Linked DNA regions of Homo sapiens: region 2 is linked to region 1. The links are chromatin loops, found by intact Hi-C in ENCODE. Cell type or tissue: B cell. All regions are shown on one strand. Links, peaks and the distances in the headings refer to the core of each region. The heading gives the core; the rest is flanking DNA.

Region 1 (10,931 bases), core at 1,406-9,405:
AAACTAAGGACAAGAATTTAGCAACAAATAAAGATCGTGCACAAAGCGTTGGCCTTCTGAAAACGTCCAGAAACAAAGCCAACTGACTATACTCAAATGACAGCACAAGTAAGGGAACATGAGCCCACATAAATGAGAAAGAACCAGTGCAAGGACTCTGGCAAATCTAAAAGCCAGAGTGTCTTCTTACCTCATAATGACCACACTAGTTCCCCAGCAAAAGTTCTTAACCAGAATGAAATGGATAAAATAACAGACGAAAAATTCAGAATCTGGATGACAATCAAGATTATTGAGATTCAGGAGAAAGTAGAAACCCATTCCAGGGAATCAAAGGAATCCAGTAAAACAATTGAAGAGATGAAAGATGAAATAGCCACCTTAAGAAAGAACCAAACTGAGCTGATAGAGCTGAATAACTCACTATAAAAATTTCATAACACAATCAGAAGTATTAACAGCAGAATAAACCAAGCTGAGGAAAGAATATCAGAGCCCAAAGACTGGTTCTTCAAATTAACTCAGGCAGACAAAAGAACAAAGAATTTTAGAAATGAACAAAACCTCCAAAAACTGTGGGATTATGTAAAGAGACCAAATCTACAACTCATTGGCATCCCTGAAAGAGAAGGAGAGAGAGCAAGCAACTTGAACAACGTATTGGAGGATATTGTCCACAAAAATGTCCCCAACCTCTCTAGAGAGGTCAGCATGCAGATTCAGGAAATTCAGAGAACCTTGGTAAGATAATATATAAGACAACCATTCCCAAGACACGCAGTCATCAGGTTCTCCAAGGTCAATGCCAAAGAAAAAATATTACAGGCAGCTAGAGATGCCTGTAATATTGTAATAGTGATGAGCAGTAATGACTTTGGGTTGATTTGGGCTGTCTACTCTAGGGCTTGTGTCTACCACATTCCTTGTACTTAATGCACCTGACACAGACTAAGTTTTGTTCATTTCTTTTTCTCAATAATCAATGCCATAAGAAAAGACTAATATTCCAGGAAATATGATAATCTGACATATGAGGAGCATAAATACCCCCAGCAAATTAACTGGAGTACGTATTTCATCAGAACTATTAGATTCAGTTCCAAATGTTACTATTTTAAATTATTGAAATCAATACTTTTTAAATTATTACTGAGTCAAAAATTTAAAATGTCACATGTGGAACCGCAGGGAATGTCAGGTGTTAATGAAGAAATGCCTCAGGGTCCTTACTTAGGGCAGCATTCAAAAGGGATAATGCTGAATGGAAATTAAGGTCTCTGTCACTCACCCTGGAGCCTGAGACCATGACGGGGTTCACATCATCCGTGTTTTGCACTGGCTGGGCTGCTTTCTTCCTTCTAGTCTTCACTCTGAGGGAACAGCCCTAAGCCTTTCAGCCTGGTTATTTGGAGCCTCTTTCCCCAAAAGAAAACCATCTCCCCACTCCCTATGGAGAGTACAGAAGTAATTAAGAGGTCCAGGTGCTCACATGAGCCCAAGAGTTGGACCACGGTTTCAAAGAGACCCCTTGCTTGGTTCAGCTGGTCAACGGGGTAATTCACACCACCACTACCCTCCCTTTCCTCACTCTCGACTTTCCCAATCACCCCATTTTCCTCCACTCAGGTTTTCTGAGATTCTGCCACCTGTGTGCCCTTCCCACATGAAGTCTTTCTGTGCCTCCCTGGAGCCCACTCTCACCTGAAGATGAAGCAAACACAGAGGAAAACCAGGGTTGTGATGCTAGCTCCCCAGACTGCTCCCAGGACACCACCAGCCCTGCCTTCTGGTTTCCCTATAATTTGAATTTTAAGTGAACTCCAGTTCTAATTCCAGGACATCCTCCCAACAGCCATTCCTCTCCACCTTCCACTAATGTGACCACCCCCATCCAGGACTCAGTCACTCACCATTTCACTGCCCTGTGAACCCGGAACCAGCCTCTTCTCTCTCCATGACTCCCCCTTCCCCCAACTGCAAGACTGAGGACGTTGTGCCCCCAGCCACTCTTGTCTGGGCCTTGGAAACATCTTCTCCAAGCTTCATTTCTCTGGAGCAGTTAGGGGTTGAATTATGTCTCCCCACAATTCCTATTTTGAAGTCCTAACCCCCAGCACCTCAGAGCATGACCTGATTTGGAGAAGGGTCATAGCTGATGTAATTAGTTATAATGAGGTGTTCCTGGATCAGGGTGAGCCCTAATCCAATATGACTGTTGTCCTTATAAAAAGGGGAAAATGTGGGTCGGGTGCAGTGGTTCACACCTGTAATCCCATCATTTTGGGAGGCCAAGGCTAGCAGATCACCAGGTCAGGAGATCGAGACCATCCTGGCCAACATGGTGAAACCCTGTCTCTACTCAAAATATAAAAATTAGCTGGGCATGGTGGTGGGCGCCTGTAGTGCCAGCTACTCGGGAGGCTGAGGCAGGAGAATCTCTTGAACCCGGGAGGTGGAGGTTGCATATGTCAGATTACCATGTTGCAGTGAGCCAAGATCGCACCATTGCATTCCAGCCTGGCAACAGAGTGAGACCCTCTCTCAAAAAAAAAAAAAAAAAGGGAAAATGTGGACACAGACGCACATGTGGACACAGACACCACCATGTGAAGATTAAGTCAGAGGTCGAGGCAATGCTTCTTTAAGCCTAGGAACGCCAAAGACTCCCAGGAAACCACCAGAAGCCAGGGAAGGAGCATGGAAGAGATTCTCTCACAGCCTCAAAAGGAACCAACTCTAACACCATACATGATCTTGGACTTCTGACCTTGAGAACCGTGAGACAATAAATCCCTATTGTTTAAGTCGTGCACTTTGAATTACTTTGTTATGGCAGCCCTAGCAAACTCATACAAGGACCCAGGCTTCTCTTCCCCCAATTGTCACCTCTTAGCAGACTCCTGACCTGGCAGCAGCTGGGACAGAGCTGCTCTGGGATGTTCTGGGCCTCAAAGCTGAGCCTGAGACTTGAGCTGAATCCCTGGCAGGGGCTCAGGGAGCTGTTGACCAAGGGTCCGGCTGGCTGGGGGTGACTGTGAAGGAGCCATGGCTGCTGTTCCCATCCCTCCAGAATCTCCTCCCCAAGCTGCCAGTGCAGGGAGGAGCCACTGCAGTGTGGACTCTAAGCCTCCCAGAGGTAGGAGGGTCCCAGCAGTTGTGAGGGGTCTGGGGAGGGAGGACAGGACTTAGCAGGGGCCTCTTCTCTGAATACTATGGAGCTCTCGCCCAGCTGCCCACACTCTCGCGCACCTCCCCCCACACTCACAATGCACAAAGAGACTCAGAGAGATTTGCAGGGAGCCCAGAGGATGCTGAGCACGGCAGGTGAAATCTCCTTCTTCTGCAGACCCTACTTGAGGCAGCTCCAGGACCCCGGTATTGGAGATGGGGGTGGCGTTCAGGGCGGGGAAGCCCTGGAACCAGCTCAGGTGTGCAGGGGGGTTGCCGTCAGCATCACAGAGCAGCCGCAGAGCCTGGCCCTCCAGGACAGGGAGGGACGAGGTGTTTTGCAGGATTTTGAAGGCTTTGGGGAGAGAGGTGTAGAGAGTTAGAGATGGGGTATAGGGGCAAAGCACTGGTGTCCCTCTCCTCCTGTGGGGTCCACACTAGCTCTGAGGAGGAGACTAGTAAAGTGGGGGCCTCAGGTCTTCAGAAAAGCCCAGACCATTTCCCTGGAGCTGCCCAGGCTGTCCTGCAGAGAGTGGAGCAAGGGCTGCGGACAGCGTCGTGGCAGACAAGTGCCATTCCTGGACCATGGAGACGCCTGAGGCAGTAGGAAAACAAGCAAGAGAGAAGAGGGAGTGCGAGGGGTGTGGCAGCTCCTGCCGAAGAGGCGACAAAGGCTGGGGGTGAGCAAAGATTCAGTCCAGGTCTTTGAAGTCTATGGAGGCCTTAGTCCTGGCTTCTCATATTGATCCCCGTTAGTCCCCACTCTGCTTCCATCTGGCCCTGGAGAGAACAGGACTGGCTGGTTCCTACCTGCGCTGTTTCCTTGGAAGATGCTGATGGCCACTTTCTGTGGAGCATCTGGGGTGGAAAGAGGTGGCCGCCTCAACATCCCTGAGGAGGGATGGTAGGCATGGGGCCTTCCCCTCAGGAGCCATGAAAACAGGGAAAGGGGCTCTCCTCTTTGGCAACCAGGTCCCCAACTTTAAGCTCTGGCTCAGCCCTGCCCTGTCCCCCCACACCCTCAGGGACCCGGGCGTCCTGGCCCAGCACTCACAGGAGACATTGAGCTGGATGGTTCTCTCCATGGTCACACCGGCTCCAGGGAACGTCACCTGACAGGTGAGGTTGGTGCTGTGGTCCTGGGGCCGTGGGGTGATTGTGAGCACCGAGGACTGGGTGGTCCTGGGGCCCAGGGAGGTGGGGGCAGCTGACATCCAGGAGAAGATGGGGGGCGTCCCCTGCTCACAGACCCAGGGCACAGAGCAGGTCAGATTGCTGGGATGGCCAGACTCCAGGGTCCCTGGGATGGAGATGTTGGGCCTGTGGGTCAGGGCTGGTGAGGAGATGGGGACGCAGGATCAGGATGGAGGTCTGAGGTTTCACCCAGGGGGAAGCCCAGTCTCTGGTCCAGCTCCTTCTCTGAGCCCAACATGCTTAATTGTACCCGCCTCCCAAGACGGGGCTCCCGTCCCAGCCCTGCCCTACGGCCCCCATGACCTTCCCCTGTGGCTAGTCCTGGAGCTGGTTCCTTACCCATCACACGCACAGAGAGCTTGGAAGATGTATAACCGTATTTCATCCATTTGGACTTCAACCGAAAGAAGTATGCAGCATTGTCCCTCCTCCGGGCATCTCTGATGCTCAGGGAGCAGTTCTTCCTTCTGGGATCCCAGAGGAGGTGGAATCGGCCCCGGGTCTCCTCCTGCACTTCTTCGTCTGGGTCGTTTGTGGCCACTGGAACATCAGCCCCTTCCAGGAACCAGTAGCCATAACCATAGTACGAGGCTGGAAGGGTAGTGGGCAATCTGCAGGGTACGAGGACGCACAGACCCTCCTGCACCGTCAGTGACTCTGGCCCCTCCAGCTGGAATCTCCGCTCCTGAGCCAGGGCCCCTATGGAGACATGAGGGTCAGCTCGGCCCAGCCCCACGGCACCTCTCCCCTGGCCCACTCACCTGCCCACAGCAGGGGCAGCAGCAGCGGTAGCATCTCTGAGGCGGAGGCTTCCTGGGCTCCCTGCATGAGCAGAGAAGGGGAAGGGAGTGGAGGGGAAGGACTGCGGGGAGGAACGGGTGGCTGGGGAGGAGCGCGTGATCTCGGCTGTTCACAGAAGAGGAACTGCGAAGCCACAAGCCCTCGGAGCTCCACTCCCTCTGCACAGAGCAGACGGAAACTTTGAGACCCAGAGACCTGCCCAAAGAAGAGCAGAGGAGAAGAGACTGTGTCCCGCCTCCCACCTCGGGGCTTCCTGTGAGCAACAGAGCCCGGACCAGGGCCTCCCGGGGCATCTGAGGAATGCGAAACCTGTGTCCAAGGCCCTGCCCACCTGAGGTGCTTTTCTGTGCACCACTGTTTACACCTGGGAGCTGGTCACTCCTGGCCCCAGAGAGTCACAGCCTCATCCCACGCCATGAGAAAGTCAGTCCTGCAGGATATAGGATTCTGTAGGGTCTGTGGGAGTGTCTGGGACAGTGAAAGGAAGAAGGGTCCCAGGTGCAGTGTGGGTGATAGCCACTCATTCATTCACTCATTCATTCATTCATTCATTCATTCACCAAAGACATAGTGAGCATCTGTATGTAGGTCGGGCTGGAGAAGAGATGCCAGGGACCTGGTCCCTACCCTTGAGATGATCCCCATCCATAGCTTCCCATCCTCAGCACACACCCTCACTATCTAGCTTTAGAGCTGTGGACACTGGTGAGTTTGCCAAGTGACACAGTAGAATGCCAGATATTTTTTAAAACATGAGTATGGAGGTTTTTCCTTGACAGCTAGTACGCTGATTTACAAAATTTCAATGACATCTCCAAAATAAGAACCATGCAACATCTTCATGTAAATCAAAAAGGACACATATTTTATGAACTGCAGTGCAGAAGAAACTTCTTTTGAATTAATGTTGCCACTCAGTGCAGTGTGGACTGGAGAGATTTTTTTTTAGGTCCTCATCATAGAGATTAGCAATTTCTTTCCTGTGAAAAATCTGCTTCTCACAGTTAAATGTGGCACAAAAGACATATTTCTGGACAACGTGAGCAGAATATCCTGACAAAATTAAAATTTTTAGGTCTAGCTCACATGGTTTTCTATTTTCCTCTGTGCAGTATGCATCTGGCAAATCTCTAATACCTATGAGGTATTAGAATTTGCCACCATATATTTGTAAATTTTTTTATTTCTACAAACTTAAGGAGTAGATGTAAAATTTTTTTGCATGTATATAATGCGTAATGATTATGTCAGGATATTTAGAGTGTCCGTCACGTGAGTGCAATACATTCTTGTTAACTAAAATCACACTATTCTGCTCTCTAACGCTGAATTTATTCCTTTTAACTGTATGTTTGTAGCACTTCACTCACTTCTCTTCATCTTCTGTCCTCCCCCATCTGACCCTTTCCAGTCTCTGTTGTCTATCTTTCTACTGTCCACCTCCATGTGATAATATTTTTTTAGCTCCCACATGTAAGTGAGAACATGCAACATTTGTCTTTTTGTGTCTGACTTATTTCAATTTAGATAATGAATTCTAGTCCCATCCATGTTGCTGCAAATGACACGATTTCATTCTTTTTTATGGCCAAATAGCATGTATACTATATTTTCTTTATCCATTCATCTGTTAATTGACACTTAGGTTGGTTCCATATCTCTGATATTGTGAATAGTGCAGCAAAAATCATGTGAATGCAGGTATCTCTTTGATGTATTTCTTTCTTTCCCTTCGGGTAGATACCCAGTAGTGGGATTGCTTGAGTGATCGAATAGTAATTCTATTTTTAGTTCCTGAGAAATGTCCATAGTGTTTTCAAAAGTGGCTGTACTAGTTTAAATTCCCACCAACAGTACAGAAGAGTTATCTTTCTCCTCATCCTTGCCAAAATCTGTTATTTTTTGTTTTTTTAGTAATAGTCATTCTGACTGGGTAAGACGGTATCTCATTTTGGTTTAGATGTGCACTTCTCTGATGATTAGTGACGCTGACCATTTTGTCGTATTGGCTGTTCTTATGTATTCTTTGAGAACTGTCTATTCCTGTCCTTTGCCCACTTTTTACTTGGATTATTTGCTTTTTCCTGTTGAGTTGTTTGAGTTCCTTGTATAGTCTGGATATTAGTCTCCTGTCAGAAGAATAGTTTGCGAATATTTTCTCCAATTCAACAGGTTGTTTCTTCACTCTAATTATTTCTTTTCCTGGCAGAAGCTTTTTGTTTATTAAGTCCCATTTGTTTATTTTTGTTTTTGTTGCCTGTGCTTTTCAGAACTTAGTCATAATTTCTGACTCTTCTGACCAATGTTCAAAAGAGTTTTCCCTAGGTTTTCTTGTAGCTGTTTTTTTTTTTTATAGTTTTGGGTCTTACATTTAAGTGTATGATTCATTTTGAGTTTTTTTTTAATATGGTGAGAGAGAAGAATCCAGTTTCATTCTTTTGTGTGTGGGTATACAATTTTCCCAGCACCATTTATTGAAGAAGGTGTCCTTTCCTCAATATAAGTTCTTGTCAGTTTTGTTGACAATCAATTGGCTGTATACATGTGGCCTTATTTCTGGGTTATATTCCATTGGTCTATGTATCTATTTCTATACCAATATCATGCTGTTTTGGTTATTATAGCCTTGTAATATACTTTGAAGTCAGGTAAAGTGATACCACCAGCTTTGTTCTTTTTTCTCCGGATAGCTTTGGCTATTCAGGTTCTTTTTGGATCCATATGAATTTTATAATTGTTTTTTACAATTCTGTGAAGACTGACATTGGTATTTTCATATGGATTACATTAAATCTTTAGATTGCTATAGACCAGTGTGGGCTTCTTAACTATCTTAATTCTTCCAGTCATGAGTATGGGATGTTTTTCCATTTGTTTGTGTCATCTTCAATTTCTTTCATCAGTGTTTTTTAGTTTTTCCTGTATAGATTTTCACCTGGTAGGTCATTAAGAGCATATTGTTTAATTTCCATACATTTGTCTTGTTTCCAGAGTTCCTCTTGGTGCTGACTTGTTGTTTTGTTCCATTGTGGTCTGAGTATACATTGAGTAAATATTGATTTTTTTTTTAATTTATAGAGACTTATTTCGTAGCCGAATATATGGTGTATCCTGGAGAATGTTTCATGTACTGATGAAAAGAATATGTATTCTGCAGTTGTTGGGTAGAAGTTCTGTAAAAGTCTGTTAGTTCCATTTGGTCTATAGTGTAGTTTAAATGTGATGTTTGTTTGTTGATTTTCTGTCTAAGTGATCTGTCTTACTGAGAATAGGGTGGTGAAGCTTCCCACCATTATTGTATTGCATTCTATCTCTCTCTTTAGATCTAGTAATATTTGCTTTATAGATATGGCTGCTCCATTGCTGGGTGCATATATATTTAGAATTGTTATATCCTCTTGCTGGGTTGATCCCTTCATCATTATATAATGACCTTCTTTGTCTTTTTCTACTGCTCTTGACCTAAGGTCTGTTTTATCTAAGTATAGTTACTGCTGCTTACTATTGGTTTCCATTTGTGTGGAATATCTTTCTCCATCCTTTTACTTTTGGTCTATATGTGTCTTTTCTTAAGGTGTGTTTCTTTAAGCTGCACACTGTTGAGTCATTTTTAAAATCCATTCAGCCATTCTATATCTTTTAAGAGGATACTTTAATCCATTTACATACATGGTTATTATTGATTTGTGAGGCTTTCTTTCTGTCAGGTTATTAAACATTTTCTTGTTTTAAACATTCGTTGTTTCTTTCCTTTTATCTTATTGTTTGTCCTTGTGATTTGGTGGATTTCTGTAGTGGTACCATTTGAGTCCTTTCTAGTTCTCATTTGCATGATTGCTTTACCAGTGAATTTTTTACTTTCATATGTTTTCGTGATGATAAAATCATCCTTTTGCTTCCAGGTTTAGGACTCCTTTGAGTATTTTTTCCAAGGCTGGTCTAGTGGTAATAAATTTCATCAGCATTTGTTTGTCTTGGGATGAATCTATTTCTCTTTTATTTATGAAGAATAGTTTCTTTGCATGTTCTGTGGTGGCAGTTATTTTTTCTTTTAGCACTTAGAATATATCAGTTCCTTCTTTTCTGGTGTGTAAGGTTTCTACTGAGAAATCTGCTCTTAGTCAAATGGAATTTCCTTTAGAGGTAGCTAGATGCTTTTCTCTTGCTATTTGTAGAATTTGCTCTTTAACTTTGACTTCACACAGTCTGACTATAATGTGCCAAGGAGAAGACCTTTTGCATTGGGGATCTGCCCGGGGATCATTGGGCCTTCTGTATCTCTATACCTAAATCTTTTGTTAGACTTGGGATGTTTTCATGTATTATTTTGCTGAGTAGGTTTTCCAATATTTCTTTGTTTTTTCACCCTTAGAGATACCAGTAATTTATAAATTCCATTGCTTTTTGTTGTCCTAAATGTTATTAAGGCTATGCTCATTATTTTTTGTACTTTTCCCTTTATTTTTGTCTGACTAGATTATTTCAAAAAACCTGTCTTCAAGTTCCAAGATTCTTCTGCCAGATTTAGTCTATTATTGAACTTTTCAAATGTGTTTTGCATTTCCTTCAATTAACTATTCAGTTCCAGAATTTATATTTGGTTATTTTAAAAAATATATATCTCTTTGATCATTTTCTCATTTATACCCTGAATTGTTTTTCTGGTTTCCATAGTATTGATTTTCAGAATTCTGTTGTATCTCACTGAGCTTCTTTAACATCAATATTTTGAATTCTTTGTCTGGAATTTCAAAAATTTCTTTGTGATTAAGATCTATTTCTGCAGAATTCTTGTGTTCCTTTCCTTGCTGTTTCATGTTTCCTGTGTCCTTATGTTAAAATCTGTGCATCTAGTATAACAGTAGCTTCTTCCTATTTTTTAATTTACTTTCATAGAGGACATTTCTTTTTTTTTTCATGGTCCAAGCATGTGGTGATTTTTATTAAGAATAACTTTGGTTCTAAGAATTCCACTCTCAATTCTTTAATGCTTTCTGTTAAAAACAATTATACAACGGCAAATACAAAAAATATTAAATTATGAAAACCAATCCATTAAGGCTCCCTTTATATATAATATACACTCAAACAAGTCAAGATTTTTCAGAGTAGAAGAATAAAATCAACTGTTATAGCTTAGAAAGCAACACTACTACTATGAGACTATAAAACATTGAACTACTTTAAGAAAATCACAATGTGGAAAAATGGAGCCTTTTTTTTTATCAAAAAGTGGCTCAAAGCACAAAACTGCTCAGATGTTCAAGGGTCCCAGGGGTTTGGGCTGCACAGTGTTAAGGGGAGAGAGGAGACTGACAGCCTGTTTGAATCAGGCTTGTGAGCCCAGCCCATCTGACAATTTCAAAGAGCTTCTCTGCCTAAACATTCCACCGTTTAGTATAAGACACCACTTTACGCTATTTACAAGTCTCCTTTTGGCCAGCCTTTGTATTATTAATTACAAATAATTCTGCAGATTTGAGTGAGATTAGGAAAGAAATGCTTTCTTAATTAACTTTTTTTTTCAGTGAACAATTAATTCTAGTTAAGCTCTAGGAACAGAATTGGTCCTTATAAAGGAGCCTATCAGGGCCCTTGAGAATACGATCAAGTGGCAGAATTGCTTTGAGAATACGGATTTCAAGATCTGACATCTAGTTAGATAAAAAGATATGAGCCAGTCCCGAATAGAAGACATTTCTTGAAAATGTATCTACGTTGCTTGTTTGGTGGGGTGCTTTGGCTTTGATTCTGTGTATGTGCAGTAG
Region 2 (8,404 bases), core at 405-8,404, 120 kb after region 1:
CTCGTACACTGGCTTCTCCTGCAGGGACCCTGGGGGGACACAGAAGCTCAGCTGCAGCTCCAGCCCCCCTTCTCACCCCTGTGCCTGTCCCTCCTCCCTCAGCTCACTCACCCCCCCACAGCAGGGGCAGCAGCAGCAGGGGCAGCATGTCTCCATCCGCCAGGGCCCCAGCCCAGTCCCAGGTCCGGCTGTCAGGGAAGGAAATGCTCCAAATGTCCAAACGTGGGGTGGGGCTGAGAAAGCCCCGACAGGAAGCCGGAGGGTGAGTGAGAGCTGTGGACGCGCACAGAAGGGGAACTTGGGCATCACGTGCTGTTGGGGTGAGGCTGGGGCTGGGAAGCCATTCTGCTCCCACCCCCACTGGACGCCGATGGTGAAGATACTGAGGCCCCCAGAGGGGCTTGTCCAGACTTGTAAGTCTAGACTCCTGAGGTCACCAGGTCCCATAGCTGCAGCACTTTCCTTATGCACCTTTGTCTACATAGGAAGGAGAACACCACTTGGCCAGCTCCCTGGGAGTCAGGGCCTCGGGACCCTCAGCGAGATGGGAGAATAAATCCTTTATGACATGATAGGAGCTGTGGTGAGGGAAGCACACGCTGGGGGTTTCAGGTGGGGAAGACTTTCCTCTTTCCAGAGGGAAGGCAAGTTGTCAGGGACAAACACATCAGGTGGACATGACCGGGTCCTTAGCAGTCAAGAGAGATGTGGTCCCCACCACCAGTTGGATTTGGGAACCTCATCTCATCCTTGTCCTTGTCCCAGGCAGCGTCAGACCCCATCCCTGATGTTGACAGCCAGATGAGGCTTGAGAGCCGGGCATTTGAAATGTGAACGTTGAGGATATGGAATACCAAGTGTGAACCCAGACCCCTCACCTACCGGCTGTTGAACTTTACAAAAGTTACCTACCCTCTCTGTGCCTCAGTTTGCTCAGCTGAAAAATGCAGACAATAATAGAATTGCTGTGTGGGGATTCAGTGAGGTCTCATGTGTAAAGTGCTTAGGACAGTGTCTGGCCCCGAGAATTCACTCATTCAACTGATGCTTCATGGGCGCCTATGGTGCACCAGGCCCCCTGTTTTAGGAGCTGGAGATACAGCAAAGGATAAACTCTTAGGATGAGAAGGTAAGTCAAAAATCCTAGTGGGGGCTCCTCTGGGCACACTGCTTATGCATACCCCTGCTCCACGAAGAACAGTAAAAAAAGAAGGCCGGGCGCAGTGGCTCACGCCTGTAATCCCAGCACTTTGGGAGACCGAGGCGGGTGGATCACGAGGTCAGGAGATCAAGACCGTCCTGGCTAACATGGTGAAACCCCGTCTCTACTAAAAATACAAAAAATTAGCCGGGCGTGGTGGCGGGCGCCTGTAGTCCCAGCTACTGGGGGGGCTGAGGCAGGAGGACGGCGTAACCCGGGAGGTGGAGCTTGCAGTGAGCCGAGATCGCACCACTGCACTCCAGCCTGGGCGACAGAGCGAGATTCCATCTCAAAAAAAAAAAAAAGAAAAGAAAAGAAAAAGAGAAAATAAAATAAAAATCCTAGAGGGAAGACAAACATTTAATATGAAATTAAAATACACAGTCTGCTAAAGAATAATATATTCTAAGAAAAAATAAAAACAGGAACACAGAAGAGGAATCAGTGAGGACTGATAATTTTTTTTTTTTTTTTTTTTTTTTTGAGACGGAGTTTCGCTCTTGTTGCCCAGGCTGGAGTGCAATGGTGTGATCTCAGCTCACTGCAACCTCTGCCTCCCAGGTTCAAGCGATTCTCCTGCCTCAGCCTCTCAAGTAGCTGGGATTACAGGCATGTGCCACCACACCTGGCTAATTTTGTATTTTTAGTAGAGATGGGGTTTCTCCATGTTGGTCAGGCTGGGCTCGAACTCCCGACCTCAGGTGATCCGCCCGTCTCAGCCTCCCACAGTGTTGGTATGACAGGCATGATGATAAAATTTTTTACAGCATGGCTTGGGGGGCCACTTGGAGGAGATGACATTTGAGTAAAGATGCGAAGGGCGTGTGGGAATGAGTCCACTGGTATCCATTCCAAGGGAACCGCACATTTAAAAGTCCCAAGGTAGGAACACACGTGGTGTGCTTGGAAAATAGCCATATGCCAGCATTGAGGGGTGATCAGTGGGGAAGATGGTAGGAGGGTAGGTCTGGGAGGTGTCCTGGGTCTGATCATGAAGAGATTTGGGAGCTCTCATAAGAAGTTCACTTTTTTCTTGTCCAGCTGGAACTATGGAAGGTGTCAAAGAGAGGAAGAAGAAAAAGAAGGTTCCTGCTGTGCCAGAAACCCTTAAGAAAAAGGGAAGCAATTTCACAGAGCTGAAGATCAAGCCCCTGAGAAGGAATTTTGCCCAAAAGATGCTTCGAAAGACAAGGAAGAAGCTTTTCTAGGAAAAAGCGAAGCACTATCACAAGGAATATAGGCAGATGGACAGAACTGAAATTTGAATGCAAGGAAGGCAAGAAAAGCTAGCAACTTCTATGCAACTGCAGAACCCAAATTGGCCTTTGTCATCAGGATCTGAGGGGTCAATGGTGGGAGCCCAAAGGTCCGAAAGGTGTTGCAGCTTCTTCGCCATTGTCAACTCTCCAATGGAAGCTTTGTGAAGCTCAATAAAGCATCAATTAACAGGCTGAGGATTCAGAACCACATATCGCATGGGGGCACCCAAACCTGAAGTCAGTAAATGAACTAACCTACAAGCGTGGTTATGACAAAATCAATAAGAAGCAAATTGCTTTGACAGATAACACTTTGATTGCTTGATAAATATGTAAATATAGCATCATCTGCTATATAAGGATCCAATTCATGGGACCTGTACTGCTGGAAAATGATTTGAAGAAATAACTTCTCGTAGCCCTTCAAATTATCCTCTCCACAAGGTAGAATGAGGAAAGAGACAACCCATTTTGTAGAAGGTGGAGATGCTGGCAACAAGGAGCACCAGATCAACAGGCTTCTTAGAAGAATGAACTAAGGTGTCTACCATTATTTATTTTTCTAATCTGGTCAGTTAATTAACAGTACCCACTTTCAAACTGAAAACAAAAACCTGACTTTTGCTGAGTGTATTAGCCAGGGTTCTCCAGAGAAACAGAATCAACGGGATGTGTCTGTGTGTGTGTGTGTGTGTGTGTGTTTATTATAAGGAATTGACTCACACAATTATTGAAGCAGAAAAGTCCCAAGATCCTCAGTCGGCAAGCTGGAGACCTGGGAGAACTGACGGTGTAGCTCCAGTCCACAAGCTTCCAGGCTGGAGATCCAGGAAGAGCCAAAGTTTCAGCTCTAGTCCAAAGGCAGGAGGAAACTCAGGTCCCAGCTTGCAGGTAGTCAGGCAAAAGGAGTTCCCCTTACTCACAGGAGCGCCAGGCTTTTTGCTCTATCCAGGCCTTCAACCAACTGGTCAAGGCTCACCCACCCTGGGGAGGGCAATCCACTTTACTCAAAGTCTACTGATTTAAATGTTAATCTCATCCCAAAACACCCTCACAGGAACACCCAGAATAGTATTTGAGCAAATACCAGGGCACTCTATGGCCCTGTCAAGTGGAGACCTAAAATTAACCATCACACTGAGCAAATTGTGAAGACAGGGGTTGAACAGAGAAGGGGCAGGATTTTATTTGTTTTTACCTGATCACTCTGCTTGCTTTCCTGAGACTAGACTCTGCTGAGCCATTGCAATGCTTGGGAGGTGAGAGGAGGGTGCTCAGGTCTCCAAGGACACAGTGGAAGTGGTGAGAAGAGGGGGAGTTAACAGTATTTGTCAACAGATTGGACACACATGGGAAGAGAAAGGAAAGGGCCACAGATAATGCTTGTTTTTGACCTGAGATGTTGCAGGCTTGAAGCTGCCATTGAGAGAAGAGGAAAAGACTTCAAGAGAAGAATCGGGAGCTCAGCTTGGGACACGTTGGGTTAGATGTGCTTATTAGACATACAAGTGGAAGGAAAAGGAAAGGGGTTAGATCTGTGGGTCTGGAATTTAGGAAAAATAGGAAAAAGTTCTGGCTGGAGACAAAAGTGGGGTCATTCATGTTCAAAGAGTGTCTGTAGTCATGAGCCTGAGTGACATCACAAAGAGCATGAGTTTATTTATTTATTTATTTATTTATTTAAGACATGGTCTAGCTGTCACCCAGGCTGGAGTGCAGTGGTGCAGTCATAGCTCACTGCAGCCTCAACTTCCCAGGCTCAAGCAATCCTCTCACCTTGAGTAGCTGGGACTACATGTGCACATCACCACGCCTAACTAATTTTTTTTTTTAAGTAGAGATGAAGGTTCCACTATGTGCCCCACGCTGGTCTTGAACTCCTGGGCTCCAGTGGTCCTCCGGCCTTGGCCTCCCAAAGTGCTGGGATTATAGGTGTGAGCCACAATGCCTGGCCAAGGCATGAGTTCAAATGAAAAAGGGACAGAGACCATCTCCAGGGCTTCCATGATCTGGATATCACACCCACTTTCCCACTGAAAATAACTAAAAATACAGGGAAGATAATTAATGCAAGTCTTCTTTAAACCATGGAATGGCTGACAAGAGAGAAAAGAATTTACAGTCAAAACTGTAGGAGATGGCGGGAACCAAGAGAGGGAAGCAGAGCACCAAAGTCACACGTGCCCTCCGGGAATTTTAAATGTGGGGAACTTGAATTTGGGGTTTCCTAGACCTGAGGATGAGAGTCAGACTATGCACCAGGTGTAGGGGAAGTGCAGGGTTCCTGGTCACTCTCTCTTTCTGCACACCCCCAGGCTCTGTCTAGGGAAATGAAACTCAAGTGCAGCCAACCCCACTCTCCGCCCCCATCCACCCTCTGACTGCTGCCCCATTCAATGGCAGGGAGGCCAGAAGCATCTCTAGGCTGGAGGAGACCCAAGTCCCTGCCCTGGAATCACCTCATTCTCTAACCCCATACTCTGATTCATCTACTAGGAGCGGGAACGCAGAAGAGATAAGTGAGCGGGAAGGAAGTTGCATTCAGAAGATACAACACATAGACATAAGCACTCTGATTCAATAGAAGAGGAAGTTTCCCCATGATGTCTCCAGCCTGGGTCCCCAGCCACCCTTCTGAGAGTATCTGAGTTGATGTGGAAATATGAACACAACACCACGCTCTTGGTGTCAGATCTCCAGCTCCAATGCTGAGTCCAATGTACAAATCTTGTAACCCTTGGCAGACTTGCCCTCATCTTCACTTCCTCCTCTACACTTTTGGGTTTTCCAAGTTTGAGGGAAAGGCAGAGGTCTCCAATGGCTCTGATCTCCTATGCAGTGGTGTTATTATTTGTTTGCTTGCTTATTTGTTGACTGCCCACAACCCAGTTCTTCACCCATAGCCCTATTTTATTTTCCTTTGGAGAACTACCACTATCAGCCCCATCCCTCACTTCAGCGGGGAGTCTGTGAATTGTGCAGGGAGCACTGTCCAATTGACATAGCTCATCACCAACAATGCTGCGGCCAATTTTAAGAACAAGCCCGTGTCCAATTGCCTCTAAAGATCCAAGTTCCAGGATTTTTGCCACACCTTCAGGAAAAATAGCTGTTCAGTTTCTCCCGGCATCCCTGGGTGGAAGAAATGTAAGCCTGCAGCTGCCTGAGAACAAAGTCAACAGAGGAAGGAAGAACTCTAGGGTTAACAAACGACAAAAAAGGATTTTAGAGACATCAACCAATTCTGGAACCTGCTGTGCCTGAAGCCGGTGTACTTCAGAACTTTTCGGCTAAGTGGGCCAATGCTTGGCTTTTATTTCCCAATAGGCCCATTTGAGCTAGATTGATCTTGCTTGCACCCCAAAGAGTTCTGCCTGATATAACCTCTCCCCTAGCCACTGTGTTCCACTTCCCCTCAGCTACTCTGCGTCAGACCCTGAAGCTGCCAAAAGCCTCCCTGTGAGACTTGATCTCAATTTCAGAGTTCACAACCCTTCCATGACTTTTGGGAAAGATCCTGACATGTGCCCCTCCCTTATAACAAGACCCTCTGTGACAGCCATCAACATAAAGTCAATTACCAGGCCTGGTGGCATGTGCCTATAGTCCTAACTGTTCTGAAGGCTAAGGTGGGAGGATTGCTTGAGCCTAGGAGTTCAAGATCAGCCTGGGCAATGTAATGAGACCCTGTCTCTACAAAAAATTTACAAATGAGGATTAATAACCAGAATACGTAAGGAGCTCAAACAACTCTAGGACAAAATCTAATAATCCAACCAAAAACTGGGCAAAAGATCTCAACAGATATTTCTCAATAGAAGACATACAAATGGCAAACAGGTATATGAAAAGGTACTTGGCATCATTGATAATCAGAGAAATACAAATCAAAATTACAATGAGATGTCATCTCATCCCAGTTAAAATGGCTTATATCCAAAAGACAGGCAATAACAAATTCTGGCAAGGGTGTAGAGAAAAGGGAATCCTTGTACACTGTTGGCGGGAAGGTAAGTTAATATAGCCACTGTGAAGAACAATTTTGAAATTCCTCAAAAAATTAAAAATAGAGCTACCATATGATCTAGCAATCCCACTGCTGGGCATATACCCAAAAGGAAGGAAATCAGTATACGGAAGAGATATCTGCACTCCCAAGTTTATTGTAGCACTGTTCACAAAAGCCAAGACTTGAAAGCAACCTAAATATCCGCCAACAGATGAATGGATAAAGAAAATGTGGTGCTTATACACAAGGGAGTACTATTCAGCCATGAAAAAGAATGAGATCCTGTCATTTGCAATAACCATGGATGGAACTGGAGGTCACTATGTTGAGTGAAATAAACCAAGCACTGAAAGACAAACTTTGCATGGTCTCACTTATTGGAGGAAACTAAGAATTAAAACAATTGAACTCATGGAGATAGAGAGTGGAAGGATGGGTTACCAGAGACTGGGGAGGATAGAGGGCATGGGGGAGGGGAGAAGGTGGGGATGGTTAATGGGTACAAAAAAATTGGAAAGATGAAATGAGACCTCATATTTGATAGCACCACAGGGTGATTATAGTCAAAAATAATTTAATTGTATATTTTAAAATAACTTAAAAAGTATAATTGGATTGTTTATAACACAAAGGATAAATGCATGAGGTGATGGATACTTCATTTACCTTGATGTGATTGTTACATGTTGCATGCCTGTATCAAAATATCTTGTGTAACCCAGAAATATATACACCTACTATGTATCCACAAAAATTTAAAAACTTAAAAATTAAACTAAAAATTAAAATTAAAAAATACAAAATTAGCCAGGTGTAGTGGTGCATGCATGTAGTTGCAGCTACTCAGGAGGCTGAGGCAGGAGGATTGCTTGAGGCCAGAGGTCAAGGCTGCAGTGAGCTATGATCATGCCACTACATTCCAGCCTGGACGACAGAGAGAGATGCAACCCTGTCTCCAAAATTAATTAATTTATTAATTAATAATTAAAATAATCAAAACCAGTTGTAAAAATAAAGAACAACTAAATGAGAACAAGGAAAGGCTATGTATTCAGTTCTTGCTATGACAAGAGAGTCAGCCACCATTATTTGTGTTCTGGCAGAGACTCACAGGCAGGCAGTGGAGTGGGAGAGCTTCATAGTGGGGAAAAGAGAAAACTTCAGGTGTGTCCTGATTGGAGGCTATTGGCCTGGGGAAGCTGTAGGTGAGCCAGCTAGAAGCAGGTAATCCTACATGATTGGGTTAAGAAACCATATCCACTTTCTCTGATTTGGTCCTAAGTAGAAAGTGGGGACAGAAATTAGGGAAGCTGTCAGTTATTAATCAAGTCCCAGGCCAATTTAGGGCCAATCGTTACAGGGATTATTGTTTAGCTTCCTGGACAGGTTACCAGAGACAAGTCTGGTTTATAGAGAGTAGCCTGGCTTCCTGAGCTGGTGACTGTGGATGATGGGCTGGCTTTTCACAGCTGGTTGCTGCAAATTAGGAGTCAGAGTTCTAGTTTTATATATGATCTGGCCATTTCTGCATGTATATTCAGGCTCTCACAGGGTAGGAGAGCAATTTTCCACATTCAAAAAGAGATACAAAATTTATTTCAGGGAGAAGACCTATATACTTGTTTTTCAAAACAAATCGATCACCTTTTTGGGTGTCTAAACAGTAAGCCCAGGACTAGCCTGGAGGGTGAGCTGAAGAACAGGCTAAATTTTCTCTGCATAATAGAATAATGTGAATCCTAAGATTGTGGCTGAGAGAGAAAAGACAGCAAATGTCCTGGTCTTGATGGCAATGGAAGTGGTGGGGACATGAGCTGGTGTTCTCTTTTGATAGATGGGACCCCAGCAGCCTGGTGACAGCAGACATACAGCCGGTACCAGGTTCTGTGGCGTGGAGATGGATGGTGGAGATTAATGTCCCATGTAGGTTGCTCT

Evidence for each region. Peaks named below come from ENCODE experiments on the same cell type or tissue, not always from the same donor. Only the 100,000 strongest peaks of a DNase experiment are listed, where the experiment ranks them.
Region 2: it touches region 1 in a loop (2.8-fold over the local background); 2 of 110 quality-filtered maps call a loop at or near these places.

What each region holds. Positions count from the first base shown.
Region 1 is chr19:51,526,459-51,537,389 of GRCh38, forward strand. SIGLEC6 (sialic acid binding Ig like lectin 6) reads right to left here and starts at 5,212. Exons shown (of 8, transcript NM_001245.7): 1 at 5,124-5,212; 2 at 4,702-5,061; 3 at 4,223-4,501; 4 at 3,979-4,026; 5 at 3,266-3,523; 6 at 1,702-1,795; 7 at 1,289-1,370. The coding sequence starts at 5,190. In B cell, for the core only: no CTCF peak of the experiment used is centred there; a DNase peak (open chromatin) is centred at 5,273; H3K4me3 peaks cover 1,704 bases; H3K27ac peaks cover 1,230 bases.
Region 2 is chr19:51,646,612-51,655,015 of GRCh38, forward strand. SIGLEC14 (sialic acid binding Ig like lectin 14) reads right to left here and starts at 214. Exons shown (of 7, transcript NM_001098612.3): 1 at 112-214; 2 at 1-29. The coding sequence starts at 148. It also overlaps the pseudogene RPL7P51. In B cell, for the core only: no CTCF peak of the experiment used is centred there; DNase peaks (open chromatin) are centred at 411 and 4,870; H3K4me3 peaks cover 311 bases; H3K27ac peaks cover 3,270 bases.